Linked DNA regions of Homo sapiens: region 2 is linked to region 1. The links are chromatin loops, found by intact Hi-C in ENCODE. Cell type or tissue: ascending aorta. All regions are shown on one strand. Each heading gives the region's core, and the rest is flanking DNA. Links, peaks and the distances in the headings are about the cores only.

Region 1 (5,387 bases), core at 136-5,135:
ATATAAAACTGCAGTGTGCTTAGTGCGTGGACTGATGGTATATATGGAAATGTTGCAGGTTGGGACATAAGCTAATTCTTTAGTGTGTTTTTTAGTTTACGGTAGGATGTGTATTCCCAAGAAGGCCCTGCCTTGACTTAGGAGTTTCAGAGAAAACACGGTGACTAAGCACTGTTTTTTCAGTTGTGCAGGGCTTTGGGGCAGGGTTTTGCGGTGAGTGTGTATGTGTCAGTGTAGCTTAAACAGTTCATTGTATGCTGCCCTGGCTCAGCATTCAGTTTTCTAGTTTCAGTGACTCTGGCTTCTTAGAAGAGGGAACCACTGTGACACCAGTGTCTTCATTTATAACCAGTTCTAAGTTCTTGACCTAGAAACCTTATTAACCTTTATGTATCAGATTCCTTCTATAGCATTGTGATTCTAAACTTACCCCCAGAGGGCAGTGGGTCGATTAATAATTTTTTTTAAATATTAAAAATTTGGGGCTGGGTGCGGTGGCTCATGCCTGTAATCCCAGCACTTTGGGAGGCCGAGGTGGGCGGATCACGAGGTCAGGAGATGGAGACCATCCTGGATAACACAGTGAAACCCTGTCTCTACTAAAAAAAGTACAATTAGCCAGGCATAGTGGCAGGCACCTGTAGACCCAGCTACCTGGGGGGTTGAGGCAGGAGAATGGCGTGAACCCGGGAGGCAGAGCTTGCAGTGAGCTGAGATGGCACCACTGCACTCCAGCCTGGGCAACAGAGTGAGACTCCATCTCAAAAAAAAAAAAATTGGAGAAATTGGAATCAGCCTGAGGCTGGGGTATGGTTTATGAAGAAGTGGTATGGTAGCTCACTCTTCCTGGAGTTTTATCCCTCTCAGTGAAATTTTGTTATCTTCTGATTGTTTTTTGTTTTAATAGCTGGGTCTAGTATTATTATTACTTGTAAAACTGAATGCAAGCATGGTTAAAAATATGGGGTATCTGCCTTATATTCATGGGAAAGAAAAAAAGTGTGGGGTATGGATTTCTGCCTTTTGCATTCAGGTGGCGAAGGCTGTTGAATTGAAGCCTGAAGCCATTCTCTAAGGCAGGTATCAAAGTGATAAACCTACTTTATAACATATATTTTGCTTTTTGCAAATAACTTTGTTTTAAAAATTTATCTGTAATTCTCTTTTTTATTTTTTATTTTTTGAGACGTAGTTTCACTCTTGTTGCCCAGGCTAGAGTGCAATGGTGCAATCTCGGCTCAGCTCACTGCAACCTCCCCCTCCCGGGTTCAAGCCATTCTTCTGTCTCAGCCTCCTGAGTAGCTGGGATTACAGGTGCCTGCCACTACACCCGGCTAATTTTTGGTATTTTTAGTAGAGACAGGGTTTCACCATGTTGGCTAGGCAGGCCTCGAACTCCTGACCTCAGGTGATCTGCCTGCCTCGGCCTCCCAAAGTGTTGGGATTACAGGCGTGAGCCACCACGTCTGGCCTTCTCCTCACCATTGAATTCAAAAGTTAGATGCCTGAGAAATTAGGGAAAAGGATTACACTGCAGTATTGGAAAGATTCTGAAAAAATATGTCATAGGAGTAACTTAGTCTTAAGGCTTTTGTCAACTCAACAAGTCTTTTTTATTTCCACTCCTCATTCCTGTATGGAAAGATACATGTTTCTAGTCAAATTGGAAGCATTTTAAAAAGTTTCCCCTCTATTTTGGTATGTAAAAATAATTTTGCTTTTCTTTTTTTTTGCTGAATATTTGTTACTGTACAAATATGAACCACTTTTTGACAATCACATTTAATTTCTGATCTTTAGGTCAGTCACCTTTCATCTTTGGGGAAATAACAATATAAACTAACTTGAATTTGTAGAACCCGAAAAAAAAGTATAAAAGAAAAATAAATTCATTGCCTTGAGTAGAAGAAGCTGCTCTTGAGACTAAAAATAGTGCTTATTTATTTTAAAGTATAAGAGCCTAAAAGTTGATATTTTATACTAGACTCGTTCCAGAAGAAAGATAAATTTAATAGCTGGATAATTAAACTAATTAAATTCATCTTAAAATGCCACCTTACTTTTTGATGAATTACACTTATGTTATTTTAACTTATTTGGTTAATATTTTACTGTTTATGTATTTCAGACCAATTTATTACCCCTAAAATTCCAGAAGCCTCTAAAAATTCCATATAACCAAATATTAATGTAATTTAGATTGAGAGTTAATTAGATCTATTCAGTACAATCCATGATTTATACTTTCTAGGAAAGTAAAGATTTGGGATTGTCACAGGTTATTATTTAACTAACAAATCATAGAAAGGAGCAACATCTCCTGAATTCAGCTCAGTGTTTTTTGTGATTAGAACATCTTCCCACGTAGCTGTCCCACGTATTGAATATGTTGATTTTATAGTCAAAATGATGTTTGAATATTTCTAGTAGAAAAGCCCAAAATAATCCTGGCTTGAACAAGATAGAAGTTTGGTTTTTTCTCACATAAAAGAAGTACAGAGCAGCAATCAGACCTGGTACGGTAGCTCCTCCGGTATCAAGTGGAACCCGTGTTTCTACCCTCATGCTCCACCGTCCTCTACCCGTCATACGCAAAGGCCTCTCTGGGTCTGAGTTGCCAGCTGCTCTAGCCATCAAGTCCACATTACAGCCTGGAAGAAGGGGAGGAAAGTAGAAGGGCATAAAGGGAGCCCCTCCTAATTGAGTCAGCTCCCTGTAAGCAGCTCTCCCAGAATTTCAACACAACAATTCCACTCATTGGCCAGAACATGGCCACACCTAGCTGCAAGGGAGATAGGGAATGTAGTTTTAAATTCTGTGCAGGAATATGAACAGCTAAAAACCAGGATTTTGTTACTAAGAAATAAGGGAAGAATAGATGGGGGCGGTGGGGGGAGAGTAGTCAATATCACAGTGGTTTTATGTTCATATTATTTCCTGGCTCTTGGGGCTACCATGTAGAAAATCAAAACACCTCTTTCTGTTTTTGTTATGAGCTATGGTTTCTTAATTTAGAAATCTGGCTTAATTTAGAAATCCTGTTTCTTCTGTGAAGTATCATTTCTTTATTTGGCAATCTTGACTGACTCTTGCTTTCTTCTTTCCTCTTGCCTTTCAGCTGTTTTGGAAAGAAGTGAGGTTTAGACTTCTCCATGTTAACCATGAGCGTGACACTTTCCCCCCTGAGGTCACAGGACCTGGATCCCATGGCTACTGATGCTTCACCCATGGCCATCAACATGACACCCACTGTGGAGCAGGGTGAGGGAGAAGAGGCAATGAAGGACATGGACTCTGACCAGCAGTATGAAAAGCCACCCCCACTACACACAGGGGCTGACTGGAAGATTGTCCTCCACTTACCTGAAATTGAGACCTGGCTCCGGATGACCTCAGAGAGGGTCCGAGACCTAACCTATTCAGTCCAGCAGGATTCGGACAGCAAGCATGTGGATGTACATCTAGTTCAACTAAAGGTAAGGCAAGGTCTGTGATCCTCTCAGGATAGAAGTTTTCAAAAGGCTGTGGCACCTAGAGACTGTGTTCTGTAATTTCCAGTGAGGAATTGTCCAGGAAGAAAAGCACAGTACCAGGTTTCAAACCATTATCTTTAGAGATAAACATGGAAATAATTAATTCTTCTCTGATTTTACTACATGTGCTGATTATCTAGAATACAACTGGCCTTTGGTGATAGTGCAGAGAAATGGGGAAAGGGAGGGGTATTTTTGTGCAGTGTTATCAAAATAAGTTACACAGAATAAAAGTATTTAAAAACTCTTACAAAGGGTTTAATAAAAGACTCTTATAGGTAAAATATCAAATGCAGCTGTGATTGTGAGTATTTGTATGTGACTGTTATCTTCAGTTGAAGCTGATGCTGCCTTTGTGGCAAACAATGAATTCTGACATAGTAGGGAAGGGCAATGTTCTTTTACAATGAGTTGTTTCATCCAGGCACAATGCTTCATGTAGAACAAAGGTGATTTTATGACAACTCATCTAAAGTTCAGACATTTAAAAAAAAAGTCTGTGGACTCAGAAGCCCTTTAAAAGCCTGACTGTTGGTGATAATGAAATGGAGTTGCTAGTAAAGAGTACTACTAATAGCGTTTTTGGCCTAGGGACTTCAAGATAAGGTGAACCTCGCCCTGCCATAGTCACTCCTCTCTCCCAGGTCCTTGAGGGAAATACACACTCAGGTCAGTGACCTGCAGAGCAAGACAGGTTTATAACCAATCAGGGCACTGGCCACAAACCCCATGGTAAATTTCTAGTCAATTAGAAGTAACACTAAGGAAACTTCCTTTACCTAAACTGGTTCATCCTAAATAATCTGAAATGAAAGGTCAAACATTCTTGGATCTTAACACTTAAATGGTTTACAGGATGCAGCCATCAGCCTGAGTGGGAAAGATGAGCACTTAAAATGAAGCATAGAGCCTAGAGCAGAGCAGGCTCAGCCTTCTCAGGCTGGTTCAGCAGATCCAGAGCCCAGCTGCCCCATTACAGAAAGTGTTCAAATGAGTGTGGTCGGGGGAGAGAACAAAAGAGCCAGAATCTTAAAGGTGACTGGGCTTCTCCCAGGTTGAGCAGGTCTAGTGTCTGATTTCTACAGGTTATTAGGGAAAAAAGTACAAAAAGGCAACAGAGAGATGGCTAGGAATTAGCTTCAACAGAATGCAAACCCCAGCCATCTTTCTGCTGTTGCAGCAGGGAGTGATTTGACTCAGTCTGTGAAACATGGTTTGTATAATCAGAATAGCAGGTCTCCAACTCCTTGAGGTTAAAGTGAAATAGAAATTTGGAGGCTCTGCTTTGCCCCCTTCCCTTCTCTGTCCCCTCCAAGGCTACCCTTACATGTAGCTCCCATAAGTAGATAGGGGGTTAGGTTTATAAGGAAAGTCAACTACTGCTTTCTGGAATCTTTCAGACTTACATAGAAAAGGTGGGGACAATAAAGGGAAATATCTTTAGAAGTCTCAGTAAAAAAAATGTGTTGTTAAGGGCTATTAAAAACATTAATGAGTCAATTAACTTTATTGAATTACATTAACAACTTGGAAGTGAAAATTTAAATTTTAGTTCCAAATAAGAATGTAAAGTTTTTGTACAATTAACATAGGGTTATATTTAGTGTTTGAGAAACCAACTCTAGGGTTGTATGTATTTTTCTCATTGGAACTGCCTATCACGTTCTTACCTTGGTCAAAAGGTATTTCACACCCACCTCCATCAGCTCCATCCCTTAGTGTGGTCTGTCTCCCCTGCTGAGAAAGGAGCCCCAGGAGGGCATGAAGTCAACACAGTAATTACATAGTAGTTACTCAGTCAATAACTATTAAGGGGATAAATATAAATTGTCCTATGTTCATTTTATCCTAGGA
Region 2 (5,387 bases), core at 117-5,116, 60 kb before region 1:
TGCTGTTGGAAAAGAAGCTTAGTGGTTTCCCTAAGGGGAGTAGCATCACCTTCACACAGAAGGGAGAAGCTTTCTTGGTCCTTAGCCACCATCAGTTTGTGCCTTACAAAGACAGTGCTATCGAATTGATGGTGTTCTAGGTTCTTAAGAGGAATGCTTATAAAAATGGTTGCTGAATGTCAAGTGCTGTTTAAATGCTTAATTACCAGAAGTGAACACAAATAATGAGGGAGTTTGATTCCCTACAAACCAGAACTGTTGTTCCTGATATGTGACCATTAGCAGAGCTCTGCAGTGTCTTTTATTGCACGGTTCTGAGGCTTTGCCGTTAACAACTTATTAATTGATCAGGGAAGAAACCAGTGGCTGTATTAGTGCTGGTGAAATGGAAGAAAGACTGAGCAACTTGCATAAGATAAATCTTTTACTACACTGTAAACAATGGAGTGGTGGTAAGTTCTCTTAAAGCTGAAAACATTACTGTTATGAAGGCTCTGAAAATGGAAAAAAATGAGAAAATGATTAAAGATCTTTTTGGGGTTAGAATTTTTTAGTTTTGCTGGCATGAAAAGACTTGGGCAGATTTTAGTACTGGAGGGACCTGCCTTATTCGTTGTGTATTCCATTCATGATTGCTCTTTCCTTGTGTAAGAGGAAGAGGAGTGACTCATTATGACTCTTGGTTTTAATTTCAGTAGATTCCTGAAGGTGCAGAACTGAGTGAACAGATCATCCTTTTTAAACTCACTCAGGCTGATTTCTTTTGAGGGATGTTATTTGTTAGTTTAAATAGTAGTACTGAGAAGTAGAGGAGTGTATATTAAACTGTGGCAAGAGAACTTCAGAAACAGGAAAAGTAACTAAGTCCTAAAAATAAATTCTTGTCTTGTTTTCTGTGACTGATAAAACATCATAAGTAAGACATATGCACCATAACCCCAACCCCTAGTGAATATACATGCATTTTATAGAGCTAGAACACACATATGTCAAAAGTCACCTTAAAATCTTTCTGAGAAAAGGATAGGTAAATACATAAAATGTACACATGAAGACTACTATTTGTTTTTATTTAAGTGTTAACATGTTTGTATGTTTGGGAGGCCAAGGTAGGAGGATCACTTGAGGCCAAGAGTTCAAGACTAGCCTGGGCAACATAGTGAGACCTCCATCTCTACAAAACAAAAACAAAACAAAACAAAACCAAAAACCAAAAGAATTAGCTGGGCGTGGGGGTGCTCATCCGTAGTCCTAGCTACTCAGCAGGCTGAAGCTGGGGGATTGCTTGAGCCCAGAAGTTTGAGGCTGCAGAGTTACGATCATTGCACTCCAGCCTGGGTGACAGAGCAAGACCCTGTTTCTAAATAAAATAAAATGATTCTATAAAAATTGGTGACATTGGTCTGCAGTAGAGGGAAAAATCATGGGGAGTTGAAATAGGTGAGAAAAGCTTCATGAAAAGGTGGGATTAACTGTTGTTTTTTGAAGAATGATCTCATAAGAGGAAGTTAGAAAGAGGCAGGGTACCTCAAATGTGGAGACTAGAAGGAACTAAGGTGTAGCTTGGAGTCAAAGATTCCAGGTGTAGTGGGGTGGAGTGGAAGCTCCTTAGGGAAGCCACTTACCTGATTTGAAGGGTGGTTTCCTCATCTGCAAGATATGCAGATTAGTACTCTTTCACTCCTATTTCTCTTTCTCTCTCTACTTCTCTTTTCTTTCTTCTCTCCTTCTCCCTCTTCCTCCCTTCTCTCCTTCCTTCTCTTTTTTTTTCCCTACACATATTTATAAGTACCTACTTTATTCCTTAATTGTACTGTGCCCTGGGGATATAGAATGCTCCTACAAGGGTCAGGGCCTCACAGAGGAGATGAACAAATAAACTGCTGTACAGAAGGATGCACATGGTCCTGAGGAGGCTAGCTTGAGGAAGGAGTGGCTAACAGGTTGGGAACTGGGGAAGACTTGTTATGCAAATCAAAATTGTAACCACTTTGTAAATACTAAGTATTTATTAATGTAACATTTTTTTCTTTTACTTGTGATGCATTTTTTTTTTGTGGCTTCTGTGACTCTTTGTAAAGGAGTTCTGAGTCACTAGTTAAGATTTTTTATAAAGAAATACACCATTAGCAGGCCGAGGAGGGGATGTTTTAGTTTAGTGAAACTTGGACCAGTGTCAATTTAATGGGTCAGACGTAGTGTTTGTAATGGGTAAGAAGTACTAGTCATCCAAATCAAATGGCCATAACAATGAACTCTGAAAATAGTTATATATTTTTTAACAGAGTAAAGCTTCTTTATAGCAATATAATTCTTTAAGATCACTTTTTTTTTTTTAATTTTTGGAAGCTAGAGACAAAGTAGAGGAACTGGCAAGATTCAGATTTTTGGAATCAAGCATTAAATTATTAATTGGCAAGAATTTTTCTGAAAACACTAGTAGGAGGAATTAGGAACCCCACAAGCAAAATAACATTACCTTGGAAGAATGAATGGTATATTCAGTTTTACCTCTACATCTTTTTGTTGCTCTGTGTGTGTGTGTGTGTGTGTGTGTGTGTGTGTGTATTCACATGTGCTTGTGTGTCTGAGAGAGAGAGGAGAGAGAAAAAGAAAGAGAGCGAGCGAGCATTATGGGATTTGGGTAGTTTTGGAAACTTTCTTTTGAGAATACTGAGAATGATTGGGGGAAATTAAGTGAGTGGTTGAAGTACTATTGCTAATTGTTGCTTGTTTTAGGAAAAGATGATGTCAGACACAATCCTTGGTAGAAATTTTGAGAGAATTTTTGATGTTTCAGAGTCTGACGGTTCTAGCTCTTTATAATATAAATTTCATTTCAAAATTTATGGCTTTTTTGGGGGGGTGGGGTATAAGTGTAACTGCCTAAGGGATTCACCTTGCCTGCTGCCTAGACAGAGCCGATTCATCAGGACAGGGGAACTGTAATAGAAAAAGAGTAATTCACACAGAGCCAGCTGTGCGGGAGACCAGGGTTTTATTATTACTCAAATCAGTCTCCCTGAGCATTTGGGGAGCAGAGTTTTTAAGGATAACTTGGTGGGTGGGGGAAGCCAGTGTTCCAGGAGAGCCGATTGGTCAGAGATGAAATCATAGGGAGTTAGAGCTGTCTTCTTGTGCTGAATCATTTCCTGGGTGGGGGTCCAGAAGATCAGATGAGCCAGTTTATTGATCTGGGTGGTGCCAGCTGATCCATCAAGTGCAGGGGCTGCAAAATATCTCAAGCACTGATCTTAGGTGCAGTTTAGGGAGGGTCGGAATCTTGTAGCCTCCAGCTGCATGACTCCTAAACCATAATTTTTAATCTTCTGGCTAATGTGAGTCCTACAAAGGCAATCTAGTCCCCAGGCAAGAAGGAGGTCTGCTTTGGGAAAGGGCTGTTACTGTCTTTGTTTAAACTGTAAACTAAGTTTCTCCCGAAGTTAGTTCAGCCTATGCCCAGGAATCAACAAGGACAGCTTGGAGATTAGAAGCAAGGTGCAGTCAGTTAAGTTAGATCTCTTTCACTGTCTGTCATAATTTTGCAAAGGCGGTTCCATAAGGTCATTTTTAGCACTTCTAGAAATAGACCAAGCATTAGCTAATTGTCAGTGAACTTCTCCTCACACGTAAAAGTCTTTATAGGAAGAAAAACCCTTACTCCATAATTATAGAAGACAGATTTGAAATGTATGTAACCCATTTGGATTAAATACAACAGCTGATATACTTATCCCTGGTTAAAGATGAGCGATAGTAAAAACCCCTGGCGTATGGAACAGAGGACAGACAGATTGCCACTGAGCAAAGTAAAAAGGCCCAGAGACAGCAACTTAAAACTTTGCGTAAGGAATAGCATACTTCTTAGTCTGGTGTTCAGTTTAATTCAGAGACATATTGAGGACCTAGAATGTGTTGGGATATGCTGGGTATTGTGTATACAAAGACTGGGAGATAGTCATCAAGGAGCAGCTAGTGCAGTTGGGAAAAACACATACGTAAGTATTAATCACAGCTCAACACGGTAAGTGCTACAATGCAATTGAGAGAGAGAGAGGCAGAGAGACAAAGAATGAATATCAATCAGTTAACTTTGTCCGGGGAGTCATCCCAGAGGAGATGCTGCTGCTGTTAAAAATGATTAGACATTTGCCAGACAGAAAAATAATGAAAGGCTCTTCCAGGCAAAGATAGAAGGATGACAAAGGCTTAGCCACAAAAAAGTCTATAAGGCATTAAGGGGATGTTGATTCATTCCATTTGGTTAGAACATAGGGTCAAATCAGTAGGAGGATGGAAGGCTGGAGTGGTAGATTGGAGCCAAGTTGTGAAGGGCCTACTTAAGGTATTTGGATGCTACCCTGTAGACAACCCGGAGCCTTCATAGTTTTACTCCTCCTTCCCCAACATTTTATTATGAACAGTTTTAAAGTATAGATTTTATTTTTAAATAAAATGGAAAGAATTCTACAATCAGTACTAGTATAACTACCATTAGATTGTACTATTAACATTTTGCTAAACTTGTTTAATCACCTATCTATCCCTTTATAATCCATCAATTCATTTTATTTTTTATACATTTCAAAACAGATTGTACGTTTCAGTACATTCCTCTCTAAATACTTCAGCATGACTATCATTAACTAGTGTTCATTGTTTGTTTAAGGTATTTGATAGAAAAATTATAATCTTTGTAGGTTTTAAGATATGAAAATAAGATAATCAATTTTGTATTTAAGAAACATCATAGTGTGGAGGATCAACTGGAAGAGTGAAACAAATTAGAAACCTATTTCATAAATCTAAATGAGAGGTGATAAGAATGTGATGAAAGCCTGTAGTAGGAATGAAACAGTACTAATCAATTCAAGAAATAATCTGGAAATGGAATCAGTGGATCAGTTGATCACCCAAATGTGGGGAGGGAAGTAGTGGAGGCAAAGGCAGGGTTGAGAGAATAGAAAAAGTAAAAAATGAATTCAAGGTTTTCTAGCTTTGACGACTGGGTGTTTGATAATGGGACACATAATACAGAAGGGAAAAGAAGTATGGAAGTACACTACAACAGAAGATACTATGTGCAGTTTTGAACATGATAAGCTCAAAGTACCTGTAGGACATTTCAGGTACACATGTTCAGGTGTTGTTTGGAAGTACTCTCTGGAATTTTAGAGAAATATCAGGGCTAGGTTTGTAGATATGGAGTGTATCAGGCTAGGGAATTGAAGCTATCACTAAAGGAGAACATTTAGAGTAAGCAAAAAAAAAAAAAGTGGCTAAAGGAATTCTAAGGAAAGCCTATATTTAAGGAACCTGAAGAAAATGCTGTGTCAATTAAGGAAGCAGAGGGGATTATTCAAAAGGCAGGAAAGGGAATCACCCCA

The links. Peaks named below come from ENCODE experiments on the same cell type or tissue, not always from the same donor. Only the 100,000 strongest peaks of a DNase experiment are listed, where the experiment ranks them.
Region 2: it touches region 1 in a loop (2.8-fold over the local background); 1 of 110 quality-filtered maps calls a loop at or near these places.

Annotation. Positions count from the first base shown.
Region 1 is chr14:32,430,342-32,435,728 of GRCh38, forward strand. AKAP6 (A-kinase anchoring protein 6) reads left to right here. Exons shown (of 14, transcript NM_004274.5): 2 at 3,119-3,476. The coding sequence starts at 3,153. Among named protein-coding and RNA genes, the nearest start is that of AKAP6, 100 kb to the left of the region's middle. In ascending aorta, for the core only: no CTCF peak of the experiment used is centred there; DNase peaks (open chromatin) are centred at 2,670 and 3,290; H3K4me3 peaks cover 3,839 bases; H3K27ac peaks cover 4,758 bases.
Region 2 is chr14:32,370,239-32,375,625 of GRCh38, forward strand. All of the region lies in intron 1 of AKAP6 (A-kinase anchoring protein 6), which reads left to right. Among named protein-coding and RNA genes, the nearest start is that of AKAP6, 44 kb to the left of the region's middle. In ascending aorta, for the core only: no CTCF peak of the experiment used is centred there; no DNase peak of the experiment used is centred there.